2 separate regions of the Homo sapiens genome follow, and region 1 is linked to region 2. Evidence: chromatin loops called from intact Hi-C (ENCODE). Cell type or tissue: mammary epithelial cell. All regions are shown on one strand. Links, peaks and the distances in the headings refer to the core of each region. The heading gives the core; the rest is flanking DNA. Region 1 has its middle 18 kb from the start of MIR302F. Region 2 has its middle 190 kb from the start of LINC02879.

The links. Peaks named below come from ENCODE experiments on the same cell type or tissue, not always from the same donor. Only the 100,000 strongest peaks of a DNase experiment are listed, where the experiment ranks them.
Region 1: a loop joins it to region 2, with 15 times the contacts of the local background. A loop is called at or near these places in 8 of 110 quality-filtered maps.

Annotation. Positions count from the first base shown.
Region 1 is chr18:30,275,549-30,286,361 of GRCh38, forward strand. No RefSeq gene overlaps it. Among named protein-coding and RNA genes, the nearest start is that of MIR302F, 18 kb to the right of the region's middle. In mammary epithelial cell, for the core only: a CTCF peak has its summit at 5,506 (motif pointing left); a DNase peak (open chromatin) is centred at 5,513.
Region 2 is chr18:28,957,743-28,968,555 of GRCh38, forward strand. No RefSeq gene overlaps it. Among named protein-coding and RNA genes, the nearest start is that of LINC02879, 190 kb to the right of the region's middle. In mammary epithelial cell, for the core only: a CTCF peak has its summit at 4,086 (motif pointing right); no DNase peak of the experiment used is centred there.

The sequences.
Region 1 (10,813 bases), core at 1,772-9,771, 1.3 Mb after region 2:
TATTTTCTAGATTATCTAGAAATATATTTCAAGATTAGTGTAACCCTAATCTACAGATGAAGATGTGGAAACACAGAGATTAGTAAATTTCCTAAGTTTGCACAGATGAAGTGTGGGAAATTAAGATTAGAACCAAGACTATCTTCCTGAAGTCCATTCTGTTAACCACTACAATAATATCTCATATAGAAAAAATACAAAAAAAGTCAAATGAGTTAGCATTGCTATGTTCATACATTTATATTTATATTGTTTTACTATACAGTTTCTTACTGATCAATCTTCTTATTTCAATATGTTAATTAATTCTTCTACATTTTAAGAATCATTCAAATTTAATAGTAAATACTGAGGACAATGAAGATCAGTTGACTGAATCACGACATAATATTGTCCTGAAAAGATGTGATTTTCTATCATTGGGATGCAAGATATTATAATATTTCCTATTTGCGCAATAAAAATATCCAGCATTTCTATTTTAAGGACTCTGGAAATTTCATCTAAGCATCATTTTCAGTGACTGTTTTTGATCCAAAGCCTGTCAATTGTTACTTCAATAAACTGTTTTTGTGATGCCCCATGGTAAGTTACTTACAAGAGTGTGATCCTGAATAAACCATGGATTTTATGTTGTACTGGGTTACTGATTTGCCTGGTCAACTTGAAGTGATTTTATTTTACTAGATTTTATTTGTATTTTTAATTGTCTAAGATGAAAAGAAGGAAGGAAAAAAAAGAAGGAAGGGAGGGAGAAAGAGAGGGAGGAAGGGGAAAGGGAGGGAGGGAAGGAGGGAGGAAGGAGGGAGGAAGAAAGGAAAGAACTTAAAGACGAAAAGAGAAACGCAAGTCTTCTTCCTGAGGTCAAAGGTTAGCTGCAAGTACTCTGTCTCAGATGATAATACACATTAACTTGAGCTTGTAGATAAAAAGGATTGGTGAGTACTAAAATGATGTAATGTTTTTAGGTTCCTGAAGATGACAGCAAAATGGAGGAGGCAGTTAAAAACAGTGAAGAAATGCTCAAACACTGAACGAAAGTACCTAATTCAAATCCCAGTTGTTCCGTTGATAAGGACACGACCTTTGGTAACCTTCCTACACCTCTCTTTACCTTCATTTTTACACCTGTAAAATGAGGATAATTATGATACTTTTATGAATTAGACTACACAAAAATATTGTTTATATTCGCCTCTGACCTATAGTAAGGACAGTATTAGCATTTGCCATCAGTTATTTGTATTTTTAAAGTTTTTATTTGATTATATGATATAGTATTTTACCAGTGGCTTTTATTTCAGCTATCTTGAAATATATTTTCTTAATTTTTAGTAGTAAATTGTTCAGTGGGGCCATTTTAAAATGACTTCCCAAACTAATAATTTAATAAATTTAAAAGAAACTTGCATTGATCTGTTTTAGTAATCTACATGCCTCCTGAATCAAAATGATACTTCTAAATTTTATTTTGTTTAAATGCTTATAGTAGCTCTTGCATAATAAAAAAACCTAAAAACAGAAAATAAAAACACACAAACAAAATAACAACAGAATACTTATGATTAATCCAGACTGAAATACCCACATTCTATCTCATTTTATACACATGAAGTTACAAACATAACTTTTTAATTGCCTATCACTAATATATCTAGACCATACAATTTGCAGAAATAATTTTAATTTTTTAATAAATCTTCTGACATAGCATCACCATTATGCTAAAATCTTGATAATGTTTTTAAATCTGATTTTAGTTTATTTGACAGACAAGCATTGAAAACATATTTTTAATTAATGTAATCAATCTTTTTTTTTAACGTAAGTTGTGCTAACTTTTCTTTGCTTGGAAGCATGATGATTATAACACTGGAAATCTCACCATGTCAGATGTCCTATTTAAGATCATGCTTAAATTGCAAATTTTAAAACACAGACATTTTGTTCATTTTGTGGTTATACTTTCCATTCCACCTCTGTGATTCAAAGCACATAAAAGAATAAGTGTTCACAATAGAAATGACAATAAACTTCCTCAAGCAGTACTGCCCTAAAAATTAAAGCAATAATAAAAAATTTCTCCCCAACTCACTGCATTGGCTTTTTAACCATGATTCATATAAGGAAACACACACACACACACACCCCAGATTAGAAGAAGAAGATATAAAATCTTCTTATATATGTGGGGGTAAACTTTTCTCATATTCTACTGCTTATGACAGTAAAATCTTTTGGCAATTTATCAAAAACTCAGTAAATTCTTGGACTGTAAGCAATGACATACAAACTTCCAAAGAGCCACAGAGGAATAGAACATTGAATTGTTTATATCCTGGAATGAAAACAAAAAAAAACAGCTAGTGAGAAAGAGTTCCAAAATATAAGGAAACATGTTATGAAAGTTAGCAATTTTTGTTGTATATGTATTTTTTCAAAGCACATACAGAAAATCTAGTCCACATGTAACATAAAATGTAATTGAGAACCACGCAATTCATTCATAGAGACATACATTTATTCATTTGTTTATTCACCACACTCCCCACACCACATTCTTCCACTTTAAGATCTGGAGTTAGCAGAAGTGATTCCAACCTCACCACTTAGTATTATATAAACTTAAACTAATTATTTGTGGTATCAGGACTTCATGCTGTTGTTAAGATTACATCAAGTCATGAATATAAAATAATTAGCACAATCTCTGATACGTAGCAAATGTTTATTGTATGTTGTTCAATTTTATTAATATTTCATGCATGTTGTTGATCCATATATGATGTGAATTGGGACCCTGATCACAAGCTGAGAAGACTATTATGGTATAAAAGGAAAATGCATAAATAATGGTCATGCAATGTAGAAAGTGGAAAAGAAGGGCATAAGAGAAATATAGAAGCATGTTCTAACTTTACAATTTAGAAACAATAGAATACTTGTGGTATATAATATTTTTGACTTCTAATGTATAAATTTTTTCGCCTAAACTATATTTACCCTCTTCCTCAAAGGCACAGCTAAACATGACTCAGAACTTTTCTGATCTTATGTGGTCACCTACACTTTGTTGTTTAATGAAATATAATCTCATCAATCGGTTTACTCAACTTTATCAGAATAGACATATTGAAAACTTCCAAGCATGGTTCAAAAGGCCCTATAGATTGTGCATGTTAATTAATTGAAAGAGAGTAGACAATTTCAATGTTAGTTGACTTCAATTTTTGACCATTAGTAACATAAAACCCAAAGCTTTTTAATGACATGTCAATGGCCCAAATATTAATTAACAACAGGAAATCAGAATGTAAGTTTGCCAACTATTTCAAAGTTCCCAATAAACAGCATTATAAATATTACTAGGGACTCTAAATTACTAAACTCAGAATCTTAAAGAGTCAGATTTCTTAGATACAAATTTCAGGTCCACAACTTACTATCTGTCAGAACATGGGGCATTTGAATCACTCTTTGCCTCAATATTCACATCTAGAAAATGGTCATAAAATTATTATCAGTCCTTAGATTTGTCATGACATTAAAATAAGACAATATATGAAAGTATTCTGGAATGTTCTGGCAGGATTTTAGCTCAAGAAATTTTAGTTATTATTATTAATATTATGGATTAAATATCTGTATTTGCTCTTGTAATTGGCCTTTCAACTAAGAAATATGACACTGTCACAGAAATTCCATATTAGTAGAGATATTTCACTCAGAAAACTGAGCTGTTAATATTTTATTCTTTCATAACTTGCCCCTTTTTTTATTGAAAGTACCCAATTTTAGAAAATATGCTGCTGCCTACGAATCTCAATGCATACCTCATCTTAACTAGGGTATCTGTTTTATCATGGTATCTAGCTAGTTATCTCATCCTTTTTAAAGAGACAATGAGGCAGACCCTGTTCATGTACTTCATCCTAAACTAATTGAACTCGTTCCAAGACCTCTTTGCCATTCTATAAGCATTCTACATACTGATAGCAAGCCTTGCAACTCATTTAAACTTCTCACCAAACTAGTTTCCTATATTTTGTATTTCCTAGTAAGCTGCAGTTGTTTCAAACCTACTTCAGAGGGATAAAATTTATACACAAACATTCTTTTTTAAAACATTATAGACATAAAGATAATTTTATGATTACTGAACACATCTAGGGAAATTTTTACCAACAGCAGCAGTTAAATTTTGATTACAGTGTACTGAATCGTATGTATATAAGTTGTGATATGTATACATAGCATGAATACAGCTGGAAGCTTTTTAAAAATCACAACTGGAAAAAAAAAAAAGAAAGAGACAGAGAGAGAAAGAGACTTCATTTTTACCTGAGGGTCAGTCTGCAGAACAATTTCGATTTTCTAGTTTCATTGGCAGGTAAGATCCATGATGTTATTCAGCATGTGAGTGTCATGGCTTGTCTCATTTGTAAACTCCTCTTCATCATCCCTTTCATATTCATTAAAGAATAAAAGGCAATAGGATAGGATCATGGATAGCATTGAACATGGTATTTATTCAAATCATTCTGAGCTTGTAAAAAAATCACAACAACAGCTCGGTTTTTTTTTTTTTCCTTCCTAATGGATTTTCTGCAATTGTGGTGAATCATTTTAATTAATGTCTAAAGTTCCAGTTAAACTTATTTTTAAAGATATTTAAAACATTTTGCAGCATGATAATTTAGAGTAATCAAATTTCTACTCATAGAAAAAAACAGTGTTTTCATCATATATTGTTAGACAATCTGTGCTATTATATCCAATGCAATGATACAGAGCACACTTCAGCAGCCAGAGTTTATCTGCCTCAGTGCAAGATTTCACACATGACAGATTGCAAATTATTATTGTGTGGCTCTGTGATATAATGAGCTACCATTATTACATAGTAACCACTGTAGTAAGGAGATTTTCATAGGGCTGTATTTTTAATGGACTTCAGAACCAAAAACAGAACAAAAGCAAACACCCTCATTGAAGCATTTTTTTAAAGTAAAGACATCACACTAATTTTAATGTTTTATTAACTTGCTTTAGAAAACACTGGCTTTCTAAGTAGTCTACGTTCTAAATGATTTAAACTCAAATTCATAGCAAAATTAAAATTCATGGCTAAATATCTTTCCTTGATATGGAACTGGGTGAGAATGTCACTCATATCAACATATAAGATGTTTAAATCAAGATAAAAGGCTCACTTAAATCCAAATATGTTATTATTGATGTCCCAATAAAGGGTTTTTAATTACGTGGATTAAATTTCTCCCGTTGAAAATAAATACATTCAACAAGTATTCTCTGGGGAGATTGAGAATAATAGTTTGCTTTTTACATGAGCTTATTTCCAAATCAGGTGTATGAAAACACCCACAAAGAGAGAGGCAGCTATTTGTTAGTATCAGTTTTGTTCTTAAAAAGAGTTTGTGAGGAAACCCACTGGGAAAAAACAGTTTGCTCCAGCTGCTTCAGTCATTTTTCTCAATGATACCTACTGCCCCCTGCTGACTCATTACGGAATAAACCATTACATTCCTCTGGAAATTTAAACAAAGGCCTTTGAGTCATTAAGCCGGTAATGGAAGATATATTTGTTAAGGTTTGAAATTGCATACATCTTACTCCTCCCATTATGACGTATAGAAAATATTATTTCCATATCTAAGTTCTGAAATGTCCCTATTCAACTTGCATTTTGTGTGTTCTCAACTGATTTTCTAATATCCTCCCTTTCACCCACAGGCCAGCTTACGTTATAAATCCAAAGCTAGTGAAAACACAATTAGAGAAGACCATGTGAAGTGTGAAGAGCTTAATGTTTTAGGGCAATTGAGCAAGATTTATTCAGTAAATCAGAAATGTGTTTTCACTGCAAGTGAGTGTTTTATGGTGTTTCGCTTTTGACAGTCCGTTGTGGAACAAGATTGAGAAAAATTTAAGCTGGGTTTTGTAATTTATATGAGGATTGATGGATATTTTGTTTCCTCAACACTGATTAATCTGTGAAATGGAACTTACTTCAAATACACTGCAGAGTTGCTATTAAAAAGAATATATTATCCAAATTCAGGCCACAAGACTATATTACAGGATGGAATGTGTTTCAACAAATTACTGCTGACACTTTGAATAACTAGAGCCCAGGAGAAAGCCATACAGAAAATGATATTTTAGTAAGGCTTCCAGGGAGTCAATCACCAGTTTTCAGTCAAGAACATAATCGCTTGTTCTCTCTTTATTCTGAATTGCTAACCGCAAGAACTGTGTCTCATTAATTGATGACGATCTTTGAGATTATCTATACTTGTAATGTCTCTAAGCTATTTCAGCTGGAAAACTTAGGAGACTATGTTGTTAAAAACATTAAAAGAAAACAAAATCTCAGCTAGAAAAAGGAAAATAATGTATCAATTGTTATTAGCTTGCAAATGAAGTAATTACTTTCAATTTCTTGTATTAATCAGTTGTTTTAAAAGAATACATACATTATAAATTATAAATGTTGATTACTGAGAAGTAATTTAAATATTAATTAATAAGTAAATGCTGCAAAATACAGTACATAAACTTAATTTTTTAAGAGAGGTAATTGGTATTTAATTATTATATATACAAGTAAAGGATTATCAGGGATTTTAGGTAAATATATAACAAAGAATTCGATCAATTCTTATTTTTAAACATATTATTATTATATACAAGTACTAGTTTATTTTTGTTTGAGTAAGACAATTATGTCAATAAACAGAAGATATCAGTCTACCAGAAGATAACTGCCTATCAGAGGCATGTATTTGAAAACTTCCAGATGATAAAGTACCCTTTATGATGGAAAAAATAATTCCATTTTTACTCATGAAATTAAAAGGAGTTATAGCACAAAATATTTCATACTCATGACTCAAGAATTCTGCCCAAATTTATAAATTATTCTTGTAATATCCAATCAGAAAAGAACAGGGAAGACTGTAGAAAGAAAAAATCTACAAAGCTACAGCACTTACTCCAGCATTCACTCTACAATGTGCTTTTTCTCTAGTGCCATCTATTAAGTTTATTCTCCCCAAATATTGATTAAATGATTGCATTGTGTGCACACATGTGTGTATGTACTGAACGTTTCCAGGATAATTAAATGGACTAGTCTATGCATTTTCTTTCTAGATTTTAAGTGTTACAAATTATTGTAGTATTTCCTTGAATGCAGAAAAAACATGTATGTTTACTCAACTGACCTTTTCTTCCTGAAGAAAACACTTGTGTTAAAACTATATACTGCAAGTAATTGTATACTTTCTTGGAATTAGTTTTAACCTTTTACTGAGTTTTCATAGTATAAAAATGGAACATAAAATACTCATAGACCTGGAAGTTTCCATGTATCTCTCAATAAAAGTGATGAGAATTCAGGAGTGGAAACTAAAGTGTCTTGCTAAAACACACAGTAGGGTAATTTATTTTCATCACAGTTAATGCTATTTTCCTAAGTTTAATTACCTAGCATATCTAAAGAAATGCATTCTAAGCACTGACTTAAAAATTAGGAATACCAGATTCTAATATGGCCATGGTTTCTAACAAGCTGTGTATATAACAGCTTGGTAAATCATCATACCTTATGATCTTTAGTTTCCTTATCTGTAAATGTTGAAAAGGACTAGATTATTTTGCAAGTCACTTCTAGTGATATATTTCATTGATGAACATCAACAAACTTCCCTACATGGTCCACTTCCCAACGTCCTCCATTCCCCTAATTTGGCATAATCTGAATAAACTCATTTACTCCTCAGAATAATTCTCTGAGAATGGCATTGCTATCCTCATTTCACCAGTGAGAAAACTGAAGTTCAGAAAGGATAATAGGCTTGTTGAAATTCAAACAGATGGTAAATGGTGGAACTATTCATAACAATGAAAAACAAGACTGTCAGTGGGAAAGTGGGTTTTTAAGAACACAAAAATGCACGGGTGAATCATTACTATTACCATTTTAATATTGTTTAGTGGTTATTTTCTATGTAAATTCCATAGATAGATAGGTAGATAGATAGATAGATAGATAGATGATAGATAGATGATAGATATATATATATAGATAGATGATAGATGATAGATAGATAGATAGATAGATAGATAGATAGATAGATGATAGATAATAGATAGATGATTAGCCAGGCCTCTCCAGGGAAACAGAACCAATAGAATATATATATATAATTAGCTAATTCAATTATGGTGGCTGAGAAGTTCTTCCATCTGCTGTCTGTAATCTGAAGAACCCGGAAAGGAGGTGGTAATATAATTATGTTTGTATCTGATTCTGAGGGTCTGACAACCAGAGTAGAAGACCAGGGTGGTTAGGGGTGGGCAGTGCTTGTGTAAGTCTCAGAGCTGGAATGCCCTAAAACTAGGAAGTCCAATATCTGAGGACAGGAGAAAATGGAAGTCCCAGTTTAAGAAAATAGAGCAAATTTGCCTTTCCTCTACCTAATTGTTATATTGATCCCTCAGTGGATTGGATGATGTTCACCCACATTGATGAGGTCAATATTCTTTATTCAGTTTACCAATTTTAATGTTAATTTCTTCCAGAAACACCCTCACAGACATACCAGAGATAATGTTTACCACCTATCTGGGCATCCCTTAGTCCAGTCATTGACACATAATATTAACTATCAGATAGGTAGATAGATAGATAGATAGATAGATAGATAGATAGATAGATAGATAGACAGATCAACTTATAGCATTATATACACAAATAAAAATGTACAAGATAAGCTTGAACAAACACACTGTGTAAGTTCAGGAAATTCATCACTGACAAACATTAAAATGATAAAATATACACCTGTGACAATAATAATTCAACAAAACATTAACAATAAATTCAGTGAAGTTAAATAAAATGTTCTTGGGTTATTTGACATATCGTTGGGTTATTGGATCATTGGTGAAATTGATCAAAATGGACTGTGGTTGAAATAGATTCATTGTGGGTTTTCAGGAACTGAAATCAGGATAGGCCAACTCTTCTGGATATATGGGCTTTGCTGTTTCATCTCAGAATTTCTCAGTATTTAAATTATTTCTGTCATTTAATGGATTTTTTCACTTAGCAGTAGAATCTCATTACACTTAATTGCAACTAACCTGAATTTTTACCTTTTAAAATAGACTTTTCTCTTTATCCCATATTAATCTTCTCTAAATTTCCATTTCATTTGCAATTCTCTTTTTGGTCACCAAGAATCTCCAAAATGAAGTCCAGTTCATTATATGCCTCATTATCAATATTACCATAGAGCTATTATTGTAATTTACTCCAATGACTTTTGATGCCTTCAATTCAATCTTATTCTGAAGAAGCCTGGAAGTGCTAAAGCCAGATGACTTGGATCATTTTCAAAGCACAGACTAATTTTATTCCGATAGACAGTAAATCTCAGGGCCCTCCAGGAAAAATAGCAATCAACCAGGAAAGTTTTTTTTTTTCCTCTTCCTCTTGTTTTCTCCTTAGAGATAGAAGAATTTGTTTAAATTTTATATTTGTTTGTTTATTTGATCAGTGTTTTTGTTTCTTTTGGTTTTGCTTTTGTTTTTGCATTGAACCTAATGGAGATTAAAGGTCAAGAGTGTCCTGAAGGTTTACTCCAAATTACTCAGCTGTGTACTTTTAGTGTAAGTTTCTATACAACCTTATTTATTTCTATTCTTAGTCTTTTTAAGTTTTAATAATTTTACAATAAATTATTAAAGACAAGCCAAATACTTTAAATACCTTCAATATAATTTGAAGAATACAGTAGAGTGATTTCACTGGCAGAAATTACAATAGTAAACTTCAATAGAAAGTTGAGTTCTTTTAACTACTCATATCAACATGTTGCTGATCTCAAGGGAATACAGAAAAAATCACTTTTATAAAACTATATTTTTGATGGTACTAAATATTGTGTTAATGCCTCTTTTTTAAAAAACTGAAAATGTAAATCATTGTTTCAATTACCCAGTTTTCATAGTTGTGCTACCTTATATAATATAAATTAGATTTTCAAACTGTTTAGAATTCAATACTGATGATATTAATTAAAATAAAAAATTATTATATTAAAAAATAAAAGAACATTCTTCTGCATAATTTTTCTCCAATTAGACTCAACATTTTCATAAGAGAATTATTTACTCATTGGCATTTTACACTTGTATGATTTTAAAAACGGAAAGCCCTAAAGTATTTTGTATTGTAAATTTTGAATCCTAAAGAAAACATTAAAATGCGTTCAAGACAACCTCAGTGTTTTATTTTATTTATTTATTTATTTATTTATTTATTTATTTATTTATTTATTTATTTTAACAGAGTCTTGCTTTGTCACGCAGGCTGGAGTCCAACGGCATGGTCTCTCACTGCATCCTCTTTCTCCCAGGTTCAAGCGATTTTCCTGCCTCATCCTCCGGAGCAGCTGGGACTACAGGTGTGTGCCACTTAATTTTAACTTAATTCCATTTTTTGCCTCCCCATCAGACTGCAATTTTTTTAATATTATAATGATAATTTATGTACTTCAAACTGTGCATTATATATACTAGCCAATAAGACCTTAACATTACCCTCAGGCTGACTAAACTTTAGACAGGCTTAATTCTGACTATGAGTTCCTGAATCTTATTTTCTTTAGAAAACTTTCAATTTAGGCAACGAAAGTCAAAATTGACAAATGGGATCTAATTAAACTGAAGAGCTTCTACACAGCAGAAGAAACTATCATCGGAGTGAACAGGCAACCTACAG
Region 2 (10,813 bases), core at 968-8,967:
GGCCAGGTGTGGTGGCTCATGCCTGTAATCCCAGCACTTTGGGAGGCCGAGGAGGTGGATCACCAGAGGTCGGGAGTTCCAGACCAGCCTGGCCAATATGGCAAAACCCCATCTCTACTAAAAATACAAAAAAAAAAAAAATTTAGCTGGGGGTGGTGGCGGGTGCCTGTAATCCCAGCTACTCGGGAGGCTGAGGCAGGAGAATCGCTTGAACCCGGGAGGCAGAGGTTACAGTGAGCCAAGATCGCACCGCTTCACTCCAGCCTGGGCAAAAGAGAGAGACCTCGTCTCAATAATAATAATAATAATAACAACAACAATAATTTATTAAAAGAGTGTGTAGAGGAGCATAGGTTAAAAAGAGATATCACAGGAGAACTGTAGAAATACTAAACTCCTGTTTTATGTCTTATATAATAATAATAATACTACAAATAATAAACTAAGTACCTTCAAGAGAAAATTCAATATTTAGGTATGTGAGATCGTAAAAAAAATTGGCAGTTTAAAATAATTTCAATTCTTAAGACTCAGATACAATGAATCAAAATTTACTGGAAGAATTAAAAGATGTAACTGGAAAGTCAATATTCTCAATCCTAGAGACTGTTCGGAGAAAGGAAAAAAGAGACAGAAAAATATATATGTATTAACTGACAATGTGAAACTGTTCATTAATCCTAAAAGAAGAAAAAAGGATTCTGAAACTAGGGAAAAGTGAACTATGCAAAAGGCTAGCCAATCTGAGAATAAATTACTGAAGTGATTATTTGTGAGTACCTTTAGAAAAGAGTGTACAGAGTTCTTGGAGTCAGTATTAATTCATTAAGAACAAGTTATGCTAAATACAAATTTCGCTTTTTAATATGAATAGTAAATACACAATTAAGGCAAATGCTTTAGAATACACATTTCAATAACAATACTTGAGGGTAGAAAATACATGTGGATTAAAATAATTATTATATTACAAATATTAATGATAATAATACTTTAGACCAAGAAAGACAATTCAACTTTCCATTTTCCTGTAGTGTCTTTTGGTTGATTGCTAAAATTAGGTAAATCTCAAAGGAGGTTTTTATGGCATACAGCAGAAACAGGTTAAATATCACATGTTAGTCATGGTTTTTGAGGTTTTTGCCTATACGTCTTTTAATGTATTTAAAAGCAACTTGTTTATGATGATTTCTGTGTAATTTTATATCTCCTTGCTAATTTATACCAAGATGATGATATGATGATGATGTAATCGGGGAATAAATAAATTTTATATAAAACTGTGTTTACTAAAAAGAATTAATAAGAATCTTGAAATATTTAATTCCTTCATTAGCATAACATTTAGAGTTCCCCTATTTTTGTCCTCATAATAGTATTTGAATGCTCCACATTTAGAATATCATCTTTGAGTTTTTGTGATATCATAAAATCCTGAGAAGAATATTAAAATAACTATTCAATATCATATATGGATTTTTCTATGGTAACTTTTTAATACAGAATATTTATATGTTAAAAATTAGATTTTGCTCGAAAAAATAATTTCATGATTTTTTTAAGAATACAAATCCAAAATCCAAAAAAGTCTTATAAAAATGCAAGAACCTATAGAGACATGTCATTTATACAAATACTTTTTCACTCAGCTGCTCACATATTTGAAAATATCTATTGAAAATGAAAAGCAAAATGTGGATCTCACTTAACCTTTCATATAAAATACACATTCTAATTTACTGAAATCAATTTACATTCCATTACAGGGGTTCAACATAGACATCTTCAAGTTTTGCTATAAGTTCTAAAAGACAATGGTATAGAAAGCAAGAAAAATAACCAAATGACACATAGAAATAATAGTAGCAAATGTTTGTGTTTTTCTTTACAGAATAGTAGTACTTTTGTTAGCATTTTCTATGCTGGCAAGTTTGTACCTTCACAAGTCTGTTAGTGGTACACAGTTTTTGCTGTGTTCTTTAATTATAGCTGTAACTTTATTTCTCATGCATATCCTTGTATGATTATATTAAATAATAGAAAGATATATGAGAGGCAATGTATCTATATCATGACTCTGATAATATTCTTGCCTGTCACCACAGAAACCTTGATCACGGTCACACATTTCAACAAAGATAGAAAATACAAGAATATCAAGACTTTCATCTCCACTCTAACTCTTGTTTTATTTTGACATAAAAACAAACATTTACTTGATGTTACTGCTTTACTTACATCAGTTATATGCATAGCCCACCTTTATTCATGTTTTGCTCTACAAAAATATGTCTTGGCAATGTGCACATTGGCAAATGGAATTGAGCCCAGCAAATGAGTTCAACAAATGTGTTGATTTTTCTTCTAAAAATATGTGCTAGACAGATTGTTGTAATTCTAATGGCCATATTATTATATTGTAAAAATTATGCTGACTCTGTCTCTAATAAATTTATTCTGTATAATTATTCATAGCTATCAGCTTAACAGTTTTCTAAAAAACTCTTCATCGACTATACCTTCAAATAGATTAAACTCCCTTTTATTTCCCTTGGCAATAGTGTGTTACATAGGTCACAATAATGGGATAACCTTTATGATTCATTTTATCGTGACTCATAACTAAAAAACAGTGCAAATGTGGCCCATGTTCTACTTTGCTTCATATTTTAGGGAAGTTTGAATTTGTTAGCAAATCCTTTTAGCTGTTTATTGTTTGAAGGCTAAAACATTAATCTTTCAACAGAAATAAAAATTGTTTACATACATGTGCCCATTTGCTTTGTTTCTAGTGATATAAAAACCACTAAAAATTAGCAATTAAGAGAGGCTACAGGACCGGGCACGGTGGCTCACACCTGTAATCCCAGCACTTTGGGAGGCCGAGGCGGGTGGATCACTTGAGGTCAGGAGTTTGAGAACAGCCTCACCAACATGGTGAAACCGATCTCTACTAAAAATACAAAATTAGCCGGGCATTGGTGGCAAATGCCATTAATCGCAGGTACTTGGGAGGCTGAGGCTGGAGAATTGCTTGTACCTGGGAGGCAGAGGTTGCAGTGAGCTGAGATCGCGCCATTGCACTCCAGCCTGGGCAACAAAAGCAAAACTCCGTCTCAAAAAAAAAAAAAAAAAAAAAAAAAAAAGAGAGAGACAGAGAAAGAGAGAGAGGCTGCATAATAGTGGATATAGAACATACTATAGTTTTTTCAATCATCCTAAAAAAATTTGTTCATGTTGCATTTTGACATGAAACTGTGTGACCTAAAACTAAAATAATACTGAATCATACTAAAGTTCTTTGTGTTAGAATTTTTCAGTAAGGAAAAAAATTGAATGTATACATACTTTTTTGTTGTTGTTTCTTACAACTTTAGTTAGCCATTTTCATCTAAACTCTTCAGGCTATCTTTTCAGATGTACTATAGATTTTGTTAATTGTCACAAAATTATAAAGAGTAAAATGCACACATATTCAGGGTACAGTTTGATGTGTTTTAACAACTGTATACAGTCATTTAATTAATATGCAATCAAAATAATGAACTCTGCTACCACGTTAAATTGTTCCCTTCTGCCCCTTTGCAATTAATTCCCATTCACCCTTCCTGATCCAGCCTCAGCCACTATTCTGATTTCTTGCCCCAAAGATTAGTTTTTCCCGTTCTGTGACTTCATGTAAGTGGAATCATACAATACGTATTGCTTTGCATCCTGCTTCCCTTGCTCAACATGTTTTTGAAGTTATCACGTCTATTATGTGGTACCTTCCTGTTGTCTAGTATGATTTTGTGTAAATATCCCACATTGTGTTTATCCAATCTTCTGTTAGTTAACATTTTTGTTATTTCCAGGTTTTCTCCCTGTTTTGGTTACTATGAATGAATATGTAATAAACATCTTTGTTAAAAGTTATTATGATAAATGTAAGTTTTAATTTACTTTATAGACTAAATAGCTGGGAATGTGTGCCGGCCACTGATTTATAACTCTCAGTTCCAAATTCACAAATGTAGCCTGCTTTGCGAAAATGGATCTCAGTCATTTCAATTGACACAATGTTAAAGTTTGTCAATAGAGGGCGCCAGGAACACATTGCAGGAGGAAGGGAGGTTGCTAGAGGGTGCCTCTAGCAGGTTTCTACCTGTGGGCAACTTCTCCAGCCTTCACCTCCTACAACACATGGAGCTAAAGCATCCAACTCCTGCCCTACATGACAGGCAGCAGCACCCAATAACCAACACCTTTTCCTGGCCATTTTGCCCTGGACAGTTTTGTAGGCAAGTACTTCCAATGAGACATCGCTCCAGGAACAGCTTTCCCCAGCACCCCTGAGAATAGTTTGTAGACCAACTCCAAGGAGTCGATTTCCAGCGGGTTTCACAGACACAGCAACCTCCGCTCTTCTTTGCCCAGTGAGCTTGGACTGCACCTTTTCCTGAGGTTCTTGAATTCTCTAGCTTGGCGCTTAAGGGTAGTGGCTGCCTATTCTATCTGCTATTCCTGTATTCGTTAGAGTTCTCTTTACTTATAATCTCTTGTTATATTTCATTATTTTTATATTAAACTTTCCCTGGACAAATTGTTCGTAGTTTCTTTCTTTTGATTGAAACAGGACTGAGAGTAGAATTGCTGAATCTTATAGTCAGTGTATGTTTAATAAACACATTGTGTCATTTTACACTCCTACCAAAATTACGGACGTTTTCTAGATACCCCATATTTTCTCTAGCATTAGATATTACGTCGTTTTCACGTTTTTTAACCATTCTAACGTGTGCTTAATAGTTTCTGTGGTTTTTGATTTGCAAATCCCTGAAGACCAATAATTGTTAAGCATCTTTTCATGTGCCTGTTGGCCATTTATATGTTATCTTTTGTGAAATGCCTTTCTAAATCTTTTGCCCATTTAAAAAAAATAGGTTATCTTTTTATCACTGGTTTACAAGAATCTTTGTATATTTAGGATACATGTCTATTGTCAGATAAATGCACTGCAAATATATTCTTCTCTACTCTGTTTCCTACTTTTTATTCCTTAGCTTTGTCATTCGAGGAGCAGAAGTTTTTAATATTGATAAAGTGCAGTTTACAATTCTTCAAATTTTAATGCTACTAAGATTAATCAAATTAATTAATCTACCTCAAATTAATGTTTGTGTCCAATGTGAATAATAGTCAAGGTTCATTTTCTTCCTCATATTGCTATCTAACTTATTCAGCACCATATGATGAAAAGATTTGCCTTCCTTCACTGAATTACACAGAAATACTTTTATTTTCTTCCTTGTTGCCGTTAGCTATTGCCAGGAGTGCAATGTTGAATACAAGTCACAGAACTGGATGTTTCGCTCTTTTTTCAGTTTTAGAGTAAAAGCATTCCATATTTTACCAATAAGTGGTTTTATTTTTACAGCTTTAATGAGGTGTGAATGACATACAATGAACTACACATAATAAAATGTACAATTTGATAAATTGAGACATATATACAGTTGTGGCGTCCTCACCACAACCAGATTGATAAACATATTCATCTCCCTCAAAAGTTTTCTCATGTAAACCATGCCTCCTACCCCTCCTGACTTTCACCCCTTAAGCAACCAACCATCGCTGTTGGTAAGTTTGTGTTTTCTAAATTTTATGTAAATGGAATAATACTACTTGTGATCTTTTTTGTTAGGCTTCTATCACTTAACACAATTATTTAAAGATCCATCCACATTGTTGCATGTATCAGTTGTTCCTTTTGTTTTATTGCTGAGTGATACTCTTTTTTATGGATATAACATAATATTTCTTATCCATTTATCTGTTGACAGATATATGGGCTCTTTTCCTTATTTTCCTATTATAAATAAAGCTGCTATGAGCATTCATGTGTAAGTTTCTGTGTGGACATATGGTTTCATTTTTCTTGGGTAAATGCCTAGCAGCTAAATGGCTAAGTCATAGGCTAGGGTTTAACTGAGCATGTTAAGAAACTCCCAAACTGTTTTCTGAAGTGGTTATACATTTTATATTCCCACCAGCAGTGTACAAGAGAATTTCATTTGCTCCACATCCTTGAGAATCTTGAATGATTAGTCTTTTAAATATTAGTCATTCTAATTGGTGTATACTGGTAGCTCATAGTGGCATTAATTTGCATTTCTCTAATGACTAGTGAGGTTGAGCATCTTTTCATATGCTAATTTGCCACCCATATATTGTCTTTGGTGACTTGTCTTGAAGCTTTTGTCTATTCTTTAAAAGGTGTTCATTTTCTTATTATAGCCTTTTCTGAGCTCAGACATATCTTTTATTGCAGGTGTGATTTGCTAGTCTTTTCGCCAATCTACGTCTTGTTTGTTAATTCTCTCAGCAGTTTCTTTTGAAGAGCATACGTTCTTAATGCAATAGAACATCATTTTTTTCCTTTGTATCCTGTGTTTTTGGTGTTATATGTTAGAAAACTTTGCACAATTCAGAAGGTGTGTTATTATAGATGTTATATTTGCATTAAGATTTATTTTTAGTTAATTTTTCTATGTAGTGTGAGGTACAGATGGAAGTTCATTTGGGGGCATATGGATATCCAGTTTTTCTAGTATAATTTGTTTCACTGAGATGTCTATTTCTTTATTTAAAAAATCATTGAACCATTTATGTGAGGACTGATTCTTGGATTTTTAGTAATTTCAAAAGATGTAGAAAACATCATAGTCAGTAAAAATTAACATCCAGTTATGACTTTAAAATTTGGTAAATATGTATAGAAAAAATTGATAAAGGACAGCCACAAAAACCTATACACACATTATGTGTAAGGGTGAAATATATTTTTAAATTATCTTTATATTCATGAAAAATCAAGAAAGATTGCTATCTAATCAGTATGGTAAAACAAGAAAATAATAAAATTACATGATTATAAAGGAAAACAAAACTCATTATTCAAAGATAGCATGATTATGTATATAAAGAACCCACAGTGATTTACAGATCAATCATTAAAATTTATATATTTAGCCAAATTATCAATGCACAGTTAATTTAAAGATCATTGATTTTCTTTATACCAGAGAAAACAGAATGTGTCATCAAAAAAATTATGTTACTGATATTCATCAACTAGGATCTCACAAAAGATGTACTCAAAGTCCAAATGAAGAAAATGGAAATATTTAAATAAATGGAAATATGTACCATGCGTATAAAGAGAAAAAACCACTATTTTGAAATTGCAAATGCCTCACAAATTGATTTATATATTCACTTTCATTCTAATAAAAATTTCAAAATATATTAATGGAAATTGAAATGAAATTTAATAATTTAACAATTTATATGTAAGAACAAATGGTACAGAATAGCGTAGTTGCTCCTGAGAAAGAAAAAAAGGTCAGTGCTTTACCATACCAAATATCCAAGTTTATTAAGTGAGATTGACAAGGAAATTGTGTACTGGGGCAAAACAAGACAAATGGATCAATGAGAAAGTAGAGTACAAAGAAATACATTCATATATATTTGGACAATTTAGATTTGACAAAGATGGCAATGAAGATTAGTTGTAGAACTGATGAACTATTAAATAAACAGCGCTGGTAAAACTGATTATTTATATGACAAATTATATTAGAGCGCTATATCATCCTTCTTTTGTTATCCATTTCCAAAAGAACTAAAGATTCTATTGTGAAATGTATAACTGTAATGCCTTCATAAGACAACACAGTAGACTATATAAACTTGAAATGGAAAAATGATTTCGTCAAACCAAATACAAAGACATAAAACATAAGTTAAAAGTTTGAGCATTTCACTTACATTAAAATTACTAACATATATTAACCAGTAGACCAAAAGGTGATCAAAAAGTGGAAGAAGACATTTGTAATATACAAATGTGTTTGTGTGTGTATGTACTTACATACACATATATGTATATTTTTATAATAGCTTAATATAGATTTGTAAAGATTTTATAAAAATGATTAACAAAAAGATACATAATGTGAAAAAATTGAACAGAGCCTTCTAATAAGAGGATATATGAATAGCCCCAACGAAAAATGTTAAAAATATTTAACTGGCAAAGTAGAAGTTAACTATAGTAAAATATAATTTTATCATCAGTTTAATAAAAAATAAAATGTCAAGAAATAGAAAGTGTTGATGAGCATGTGAGCAACAAGAATTCTGCTGGTGGGAATATAAATGAGTACAATCACTTTGAAAAATAACTTAACATCATCCAGCAAAGTTGAAGATGGGCATACACACTGATCCAGCAATCCACCCTAGGCATTCACCCAGGAAAAACCTTCCAAATGTATCTCAGAAGACATGCTCAAGAATATTTATAACAGCTTTCATTGTCAAAACAAAGTAAAACCAAAACCCTGAAAACAGCATAATCAATGGGAGAATAGATAAATACATTTTACAGCAATACTACAATAAATGCTACACAATAATGAAAATAAATTATATGCATCTATAGGAATCAAGATGGATGACTCTGAGGAATATAAAGTGGGGTGAAAATGGAAGTCCTTAACATGTACAGCTAATACCATTTATATAAATTTGAAAATAGTGGAAAATTGAAAACATTATTGAATGTAGGCATATGAAGTAAACCCCACAAAGTAGGAATAAAAGGAATGAAAAACACAAAGGTCAGGATTGCATATCTTTTGAATGGAAAGGTATAAAGCTTTAATTACACCTAAATTTCTATTTCTTAGACTGCAGTGAATATATTACTGTTCACTCAGCTTTTATGCATTTTATCCTACACATGCATTATAAATATTCTTGTATGTATTTAATATGTAATGTGTTTTTAATTCGTAATCTATATTTAATATATTACAGAAATAAACAGTTAAAATGAAAACAATGAAATAATATTTTCAAATTTTCAAGGAAAATTTAAAAATAGATTATCATTATGGGCATAAAGTACTATGTAAATATGAAGATAGAATAAATATTATTTTGGTAAAAAGGCTTTAGAGTTTTGTCATAAAATGTTTGTTTTAAAAAGTAGCAATAAAAAAATCAGCAAAAAAGAAAAATAATCCACATAGGGAAAATTGAGCAGTGTGGATTAAGTGTAAATTAAAATAGTGAAATTTGTGGCAAAATTAATAAAGCAGAAGTATGTAAATAAAATAAATAATTTTGAAGCCCTCAACATGAAGTGAAATAAATTAGAATTTGGAAATACAATGAACAATTATTTTAAAATACACAAAATATTACTAAAACATAGTGTGCTTTTCAAGTGTTAACATATATTGTACTAAATATATGTAAGACTGAATCAAAGGACATGTTAAATTTATTAGTGTGGATATCTGTTAGTATAAAAAAAGAGGGGAGAGATGAAGCATAAAGCTGGTGGCAAAGCAACCCAGGGATAGAGGATAGAGAGAAGCAAAGAAGAAGCCTCTTGTCTATTCACGAAGATGGACAATGTGATTAACTCAGCCATGTGTATCTTAGGTTAGAAAGAGTCAATGTAATACTGTACCTATGAAGATTTACAGTGAATTGAGGAATGTAATGACTTAATTCTCAATAAATCATTTTTTAAAAAATGAATGAAAACAATGCCACTTAATGTTTGGGAATACAGTAAAGAAAGTGGTTAACTTTAGATTTTATTAAAAACGTACAGTTAAATTGCATATTAAAATAATAAGTCAACCCAGGGTCAGGGATGGAAAGTGGAGGATGTTCCTATAAGGGGTAATATAATTGCCAATTAAATATGTTATTTTAAGTCTTAACCAAATCAATAAGAGAAGAAAAATAAACAACTAAACTAGAAATAAATTAAAAGTTTTTGCAGAGCAGAGGAAACAATCAATAAAATGAAAAGGCAAGACACAGAATGGGAGAAAATATTTGCAAATCATATATCTGACTCAATATTAACCATCACATCTGACAAGGGATTAATATTAAATTTTAAATGGAACTTACGACTCAATAATCAAAAAATCCAATTAAAAAATGAGCAAAGGATATGAACAGACATTTTTCCAAATAAGACATAAGAAATGTTCAAGAGGTATACGAAAAGGTGCTCAACGTCATTATTTAACAAGGGGATTTCAATCAAAATGCAATGTCATCTCACACTGGATGGCTATTATCAAAAAGCCAAAAGATAAGAGACATTTTTGAAAATGTAGACAAATGGGAAACCTTCCTTATACATTGTTGGCAAGAATGTAAATTGGCACAGCTATTATTAAGAACATTATGGAGCATCCTAAAAAATTTTAAAATATTATTATTATATTTCTAGAAATGTCACTTCTGGGGATACATGTGTATATATACGTGTTTATGTTTATGTGTGAGTGTGTGTATATATATAGGTCCAAAAAATCATTATCTTGAAGAAATCTCTGCAATCCTTATATGTATTGATTACAGCATTATTTATAATAGTCAGGATATGGAAGTAACCCAAGTGTGCATTGATAGATGAATGGATAAAGAAAATGATATATATATATATACACATGCTCTATATATATACACACTCCTTATGTATATGCACAATGTAATATTATTCAGCCTTAAAAAAGAGAAAGTTCTGTGTTTTGCAACAAAATGGATGGACCTGGAGAATATCATGCTAAGCAAAATAAGCCAGACACAGAAAGACAAATACTACATGATCTCAGTTATATATGGTCAAACTCATAGAAAAAGAGTCAAAGGATGATAACCAGAAATGGAGGGAGGGAGATGAAGTGTTAAACCAAGGATACAATTTTGCAGCTGTGAGATGAGTAAGTTCTGG